Linked DNA regions of Homo sapiens: region 2 is linked to region 1. Evidence: read pairs that join two places in POLR2A ChIA-PET (ENCODE). Cell type or tissue: OCI-LY7. All regions are shown on one strand.

What was found. Peaks named below come from ENCODE experiments on the same cell type or tissue, not always from the same donor. Only the 100,000 strongest peaks of a DNase experiment are listed, where the experiment ranks them.
Region 2: POLR2A ChIA-PET joins it to region 1 with 8 read pairs; 1 of 35 experiments calls an interaction of 5 or more read pairs at or near these places.

Annotation. Positions count from the first base shown.
Region 1 is chr21:42,555,187-42,559,186 of GRCh38, forward strand. It overlaps SLC37A1 (solute carrier family 37 member 1), which reads left to right. Exons shown (of 20, transcript NM_001320537.2): 11 at 3,772-3,903. Among named protein-coding and RNA genes, the nearest start is that of SLC37A1, 43 kb to the left of the region's middle. In OCI-LY7, no CTCF peak of the experiment used is centred here; DNase peaks (open chromatin) are centred at 555 and 2,025; H3K4me3 peaks cover 687 bases; H3K27ac peaks cover 2,360 bases.
Region 2 is chr21:41,861,258-41,865,257 of GRCh38, forward strand. The region is part of intron 1 of PRDM15 (PR/SET domain 15); the gene reads right to left. Among named protein-coding and RNA genes, the nearest start is that of PRDM15, 16 kb to the right of the region's middle. RefSeq lists an enhancer at 3,448-3,537. In OCI-LY7, a CTCF peak has its summit at 928 (motif pointing left); DNase peaks (open chromatin) are centred at 924, 1,484, 2,264, 3,244 and 2 weaker places; H3K4me3 peaks cover 4,000 bases; H3K27ac peaks cover 4,000 bases.

The sequences.
Region 1 (4,000 bases):
CATGTTGGCCAGGCTAGTCTTGAACTCCTGACCTCAGGTGACCCACCCGCCTTAGCCTCCCAAAGTGCTGGAATTACAGGCTTCAGCCACCGCACCCGGCCTCTAAATAAGGTTTAACCTTCTACAGCAGACACAGGGCCTCTCCTCTGTCAGAAAGACCCCTCCAGCATGTGTAAGGGGCTGCTCTCCCTATCTTTTTAAATTAAATAGCTTAAAGGATTAATGTACTAAACATGCATCTCACTTTTTTATTGACTGCAGAAATTTATTTGTAGTGGCTGAAATATTAGAAAAGGGAAGAATGATGTCTCGTGCATCTGGGTTCTTGGATTTTAGGGAGACAGTAGGCAGTGACTAATTCAACCAAAATGCTTTAAAATCTGTACTTACTTCTGAATTCACATTTAAACAAATCATGTCCCAGTGTCCAAAAGGCTGTCACCCCTCTCTGATGATACTGAAGCCTGCCACTTCTTCTGAATCAAGACCACAGGCCCTTTCTTCTGGTGTAGTAACTGACCCATAGAACTAGCCTTGGCTTCTAAGTATAGTTTCTCTCTTTCCTTTTCCGGCCCTCTAAGAAAGGCTGTTTACAGACTTGCCATCAAGGAGCCAGTTATGTAAGTAAAGGCACTGGCAGGCCTTATTTCAGGCTGAGGGTGACGACCACAACCGGGCGCATGCTGACCTCGCTTACGTGGCATCCCCTTTCGGCGGGCCTGCCATTGCTCTTGGGTCAGGGTAGGCGGGGAGAGTCCCCATGAGGTTGGCTGGACACCCTGGATGTCCCCTTTCCCAGAGTGACCGCTGGGCTCAGTGGGGTGTCACCCAGCCCCTGACCTCCACTCCTTTTCAGACAGAGCTGCTACACTATGTCACGTAGCAGGCAGTTTCTCAGTGGCCTCTTGAAGAGACATGTAAAGAAAGCTGGGGGGCGGGGAGCAAATGTGGGAAAGAGAATGAGGCGCTGCTGTCACTTGGCCACGTGGCGAGCCCGCAGGTCCCCGCGGGCGTTTTAGAGGATTGTCTTGGGGACGGTCGCACTTGCCATCCCTGTAGTCACTTGTCACTTTTCCTCCTTGACGTCTCTGAGGATCCTTCTGATTGGCTGTGGCTCAAGAACTGTTGGGCCCACCAAACGCGGCGTGAGCACGGAGTGGGTATTTGGAGGTTGAATGTGACTCCACCGTGCACTTTGCACGCCAAGTGGGGACTCCACAAATCTCTCTTGTGATGGCCTTTCCCAAAGGGAAGCTGCAGACAGCATCGGGTAGCGGGGTGAGCTTAGCATTTTTAGATAAAGCGATCGTTATTACGCAGTCCCCCCACATGCGTCTGTGTGTATTTTTGTTGTGTGTGGGGGCATTTTAGTAGAGGGAACCCTTTTCTCTTTGAAAGTGTAAGCCCTAAGCGTGGAGTGCACTGGCCACAGAAGCCCCCACACCCACCGGGGGCTCCACAGATCCCATTTGGGGCTCTTGGGACACAGACTGGAAACTGCTTGTTTAGAGGCAGAGGTGCCTCTTGGCCTCCAGCCTTGTCTTGGTCCACCCAGTGGCTTCTTGTTTGCTATGTAAGGAGGAGGCAGCAGCAGCCCCCTGTTTGTTTTGGAAAACCAGCCATGGCCCCACACTCTTTCCCATCTCCTCCAGGAGCAAACAACTCAGGTATGGTGGCTACAAGTCCTGTTTAAGATGAGTGGCTGTGAGCACAGGGCCCGTTCTCAGCAGAAACAGAGCCTTCTGTCTGTCTCGGGGGCTCCTTGCTGCTTAGATAAGGAGCAGAGGGTCTGTGTCTGTGGCTTTAAACCAGCCCAGCAAGTGGACCCTGAAGCACTTTACAAATCCTGCAAGGGCCGTGGGCGGCCTTTGGGCATCTGGGTCCTACCTGAGGCCAAGTAGGTCTTCTGTGTTGACCTGCGGTCACTTCTCTGCGGGTCAGAGGGTGCGCTTCTCCTGGCTAAGCGGCCTCGTTCCGCTTGACTTTTCTCCAGCTGGCTGCATTTCACCCACTGCTGAGCCTGTTTCCTGCGGAACGGCCTGTGAAGTCCTGTAGCCCTCAGCTTGCTATGAGTGGAACTCGCCTGGGGCTGCCCCAGGGACTGCTTCCGTGGGGCTGGGGGAATTCGAGGCTTCTCAAAGCCCCCCGAGGAGATTCCAGTGCTTAGCCACAGTAGAGCATTACTGATGTAGTTTTCTAAACTGGACGATTAGCAGAATTCATGAGAGAAAAGTTTATTCAGAAACTCAAGTCGCCATTCTTTGCTTTCACGTGCCGTGATGGGATTATCATCGGGAGCATGTTAGGCATCTGCACTCAGCCTTGTCATCTTCATTCCAGAGCACCTGACTATGTGGCCACATGTGAATATCTTCATCAGAGACCCGCTCTCCATGCCAGAGTCCTAGCTGTGAAGCCGGGCTTCCTGGGGCACGTAGACGCTGGGCTGCCCCCAAGGCCACCCACTGGGTGCCCACACTGGGCTGCACTCGGTGCCACCTGCCACCCGGTTTCCAAATGTCTGTTTTCCACTGGAAGAGAATTCTAAATATTCTAAATATCAAGGGGCAGGGGAATGTGGAATACATTACCATTTTCTTTTTTTTTTTTAATTAAACTACATTTTTAGTCCAACTTATAACAGGTTATAGTGAGATAAGTACCACAAAGCCTGTTTGATTTTGTGAAAGGTCTGAGATACCTAGAAGCATTTCTTTGTAAGACCTTGAACCTCATAGCTCACTCATGAAGAATATTTTTATTTTATTTTCATTCTTTTTTGAGACAGGGTCTTGCCCGGGCTGAAGGACAGCCGCACAATCACAGCTCACTGCAGCCTCCACCTCCTGGGCTCAGGTGATCCTCCTGCCTCAGCCTCCAGAGCAGCTAGGACTACAAGCGCATACCACCACATTCCACTATTTTTTTTTAGGTCTTACTGTGTGGCCCAGGCTAAGATTATTTTTATGTTATCCTTGCTCTGACTTGAAATCCCACTCTAGGTTGGGGAATCACTCTTCTTTGCTTTAATGAATGTACACTTTGTCCTTTAGGAACGTCTAGACAATCAGAATTCATAAATATCAGAATAGGTGTATTTTAAAATAATGTTGGTGTATTTTAAAATAATGTTATTTCTGGTCATATATGGCCATTGTGAACTCCTAAAAAATGCAGGATCATGTAAAGAATTTCTTATTAGCATTTCGATAAAAATTACACATAATTCCACCACTCGCTGACAACCATTGTTGGCTTAGATTTTAGCTTCTTTCTTTCTAGAAATAGATCCTATAGTTGCCTAGTTACATACGTAGATATTTAAACATTCTTTGAGGTTATAATGACATGCAGTTTTGAATGATGTGTTATTTAATGTGTCATAAGCATTTTCCGTCATTAAAATCTCCCAACCTTTTTTTTACAAGATGTCATTCGTATGGATGTATTTGAATTTTCTATTTTTTCTCAATGATGATGTGACATCCATTTTACTTTATAAGTATCTTTTTACTTTTCAAATTATTTTTTGCCAATAGATTCCTAGAATTTCTGGATCAGAGGATCTGTGTACCTAGCCGTTCATGAAAATGCATGAATGCTAATCATTCTAACACAGTGGCCAGGTGGGAATGTCACCCAGGATGTCTCCAAGGCAGTGGAAGAGAGAGCCGCCAGGCACCCTCGTCATTAGGAAGCCTGGCCCCACTTCACCCAGACTGCCCGGCTGGTAACACCTTTCCTTTTTGTTCCCAATGGATTTGCCTCCAGGACCCAGAGATGCAGTGCCTGCTGCTCTCAGATGGGAAGGGCTCCATCCACCCGAACCACGTCGTCATTCTCCCCGGGGACGGTGGGAGTGGCACGGCCGCCATCAGCTTCACAGGGGCCTTGAAAATTCCAGTAAGTAAACGTGCCCAGGAGGAGTTTCAGAAAGGGCTGCTGTGCTGGCTGTGGGAAGTCTGGTCGGTTGATGATTAAGCTTAAAAAGACATCTGTG
Region 2 (4,000 bases), 690 kb before region 1:
TCGTGCTCCCACATAAGCTGTTATCAGATCCAATAATTCTATTCCCTATCCATCCTTGAGGTTCACCTCCAGAAACACTTGCATAGTGGGTAGATGAGCATAAACTGACACCCCCCACACACATATATTCACAGGGTGGATCTAGACATTGTTCATTCTGGGGCCTCACATTCCTGGGCTGTAAAATGGAAATAAAAACACCCACCTCATGCAGTTTGGGAGGAGCATAAAGTGAGATACACACAGTATGTGCCACCAAATGATTATTCCTCCTCTGCCCCCCCCCAATCCCCAACTGTGCGCACCGGCATGTCCTTCCTGCAACCTGCTTCTCTGATGCCCGTTGCTGAGTGGTTTAGGAAAGTGTGCATGCTGGCACTTCTTGAATGCTGATTCCACACGCCCTCCACCCCGCTCATCCCCAGCAGCTTGAAGGGTGAAAAGCAGACCGTGCAAAACTCATATGGAAACTCACAGTCACTGAACTTGTGTGTCTGAGAGCAGTGCCGGGTTGAAAACTTCAAGTTAGGAGAGTGAGTTAGCTACAAGGAAGTGAGGCAGAGGAAAGAGAGTTCCAATTTGCCCTTAAAATGCCAGAAATAACAAGGGGAGGGGGGTGAAATTTTCTCCCAAAACAGCACTGTATCTTCTTTTCCTGGGAACACACATTCACGTTCAAAGGTATCTCGTGCGGCTCTAGCAAGTGTGACTCAGTTTCATAGCCGCATTCGGCCTTGCCTGCCCCAGTTCCTGTGGATGGGCACCTCGGCGCAAATAGGGACCAGTCTGGGATGGGGGCTCAGCTGGGCAGTGAGCAGGAGATGAACAGGACAAAGGGCAGAAGAAACCCAGAGTGGGGTGGGGAGGGCGCACGCTTTCATGAGTTGCTGCTGTGCTACTGGAGGTGTAGGACCTGCGTGCCCCCTGCAGGAACCCACGTGACTCACGGTCAGGAGCTTGGGCGATGGGAACGATAGGCCTTAAGAGGCGCCCCACACTGCGGTCAGATCACCGCAGAACACAGAGTCCCAACAAAGGTATTGGAATCGGAGTGGGAGGATGGAAGGAAGTCGTCCTGGCCTTGCTTACTTGGGAGCCTGCACGAATCCCCTGAGGCCTTGTGTGGCCGCCTCTCCCCGGGGCAGACCTTGCCTCTGGCCTACACCTCTCACAGACTGCCCACCCCTTCTAGGTGCCCCCAAAAAAGGTCCCCTCTGAGCGGAGCTGCTGGGAGAGGAAACCCAGAAGAGAGGGGCGAGGGAAGCTGGAGAGCAGGGTTTTAGCCCCCTGTGCTGCACTCTGATTCTATGTAAATGTCCGAGTCCTGGCAATAAGGGTCCCGATTAGCAGCATCTGGTCCCCAAAATGAGGCCTCTCTAAAACGGCTCCTCTGGGCCCAAGATCAGAGGCCACAGCCACCCTGGGCTGCAGATCAGGCCTGATAAACGGAGCATCTTCAAAGTCTTTGCTGTCTTGGCAAAACTCCCTTTAACACTCAGAAAGTGCCTTCATAGAAGGGGAAGTGTGGTCTCCAGACCTCTAAGGCACACAAGACATCCCAGAACAAGGCACACAGGAAGTACTGTTTCAGGGAAAAGGAGAGGAAAAAAGAACTAGAAGTTCGAGATCCTGGGCAGGCGTGTGGCTCACGTCTGTAATCCCAGCACTTTCAGAGATGAGGACGGGCGATCACTTCAGGTCAGGAGTTCGAGACCAGCCTGGCCGACATGGTGAAACCCCATCTCTACTAAAAATACAAAAACTAGCCAGGCGCGGTGGCACGTGCCTGTAATCCCAGCTACTCGGGAGGCTGAGGCAGGAGAATCGCTTGAACCAGGGAGGTGGAGGTTGCAGTGAGCTGAGATCACGCCCCTGCACTCCAGCCTGGGCGACCGAGTGAGACTCCACCTCAAAAAGAAAAAAAAAAAAAAAGTGTGAGGTCCCCCTATCTCAACCACCAATCCTGGGAAGACTTACCTTACATTAGTGATTTCAAAATGTGGTCCCTGGACCAGGAACCAGCAGTGCCAGCACTGCTTGGGAACATTTCAGAAATGCACATCCTTGCCTCCCACCCCCAGACCTGATGAATCAGGCTTGGCAGAGGGCCCTGCACTCTGTTTGCAAAACCCTCCACGTGGTTCGGATGCAGCTCAAGTCTGAGAACCACTGCTCTGCCTGAAAAATCTCTTTACAATTTATATGACTACTACTACAAAAACTAACTAAACACACCTGCCATCACAGTAAGACCACAGTAATAATATCAGGAAACCAAACTTATCAGAAATGTCAATTAAGCTCAGACCAGGACCATCTGCATCTAACCTGGTGGTAAACGGGAAATGGGGGGTGACTTCAGGCAAATGGGGGGTGACTTCAGGTTCCTTACACGGAACGCTCCGTGAAGACACCTGTTAAAAACAACTTTGAAAAAGAAGGCTGAAGTGACAGACTCAGTCTACCTGACTTCAAACTTAATTATCAAGCTACCATCATAAAAACTTTGATACCGGTGAGAAGGTGGACAGAAATCAATGGAACAAAACAGACAACCCAGAAATAGACCTAAACAAACATGCCCAAAGCATTTTTTTTTTTTTTGAGATGGAGTCTTGCTCTGTCGCCCAGGCTGGAGTGCAGTGGCGCGATCTCAGCTCACGGCAACCTCCGCCTCCCAAGTTCAAGCGATTCTCCTGCCTCAGCCTCCCGAGTAGCTGGGATTACAGGCACGTGCCACCACACCCAGCTAATTTTTGTATTTTTAGCAGAGACGGGGTTTCACCATGTTGGCCAGGAGGGCCTCGATCTCTTGACCTCGTGATCTGCCCACCTCGGCCTCCCAAAGTGCTGGGATTACAGGTGTCAGCCACCGCGCCTGGCCTGCATTTTTTTACAAAGACAAAAGCGGATTGGATTTTAAAATCCAAGCGAGGAAGGGCAACCATTTCAGCAGTTAGTGCAGGAACAACTGGGCATCCACAGTTCATTCAAAGAAATGAACTATAACTTCATATCTTACTAGAAAATTAACTCAAAATGGATCACAGTCTTAAAACATAAAATATTAAATAATAATAGAACTTAGAAAAACAGAGAAAATCTTTGGGCTCTAGGGCAAGCCACAGTTTTTAGGCTTGTCACCAAAAACACAATCTATAAAAGGAAAATCATTTGCATCTTCATTCAGAAGGCAACAGGCAACCCAAAAACCAACATGTCAAAAAGTAAAAACATCTGGATGCTCCTGACAAAGTCTCTCTGCCCCCACCTCCTACATCTTAGGACGCAGTTGTCAGAGAGACCTGGAACCGCTGTGACCTCTCTCGCCTCCCTCTGACACCCGCCCATCACCCACTACCTGCAGCCCCCCTTACTACCTCCCTTGGCCACATCCCACTTTCTCCCACCTGTAAGGCTGCAAAGGGTCTCCAGATAACTCTTCCTCCTCTGCCTGGGCCGCCAACCCATTTTCCACACTGCAGAGCAGTTCTTCTAGAACATAAATCCAATCACATCGCTTGCCAGCCTGAAGCTTCACTGGCTTCCCACTGTCCCAGGAACAAAACCCAAACTCCTGCACATGACCAGGCACTGCCTTTCTCAGCAGCCTTCTCACCTCACCTCCCCACCCCCACCCTCTCCAGCCACGCTTCCCGGAACGCCAAGCTGGGTCCTGCCTCTGGGCCTTTCCACATGCTCGCCCCCCAAGGCTGGCCCTCTCCCCAGCCCTCTCTGCAATGCCCGCTCACTCCTCAGTCCCCACTCCCCACTCCCCTGCTCAGTCCTCACTCCCCAGCCCTCTCTGCAAGTTCCCACTCCCCTGCTCACTCCTCACTCCCCAGCCCTCTCTGCCATGCCTGCTCACTCCTCAGTCCCCACTCCCCACTCCCCGGCTCACTCCTCACTCCCCTGCTCACTCCTCACTCCCCAGCCCTCTCTGCCATGCCTGCTCACTCCTCAGTCTTAGCTTAACGTCACTTCTTCAGGGAGGGTCTCC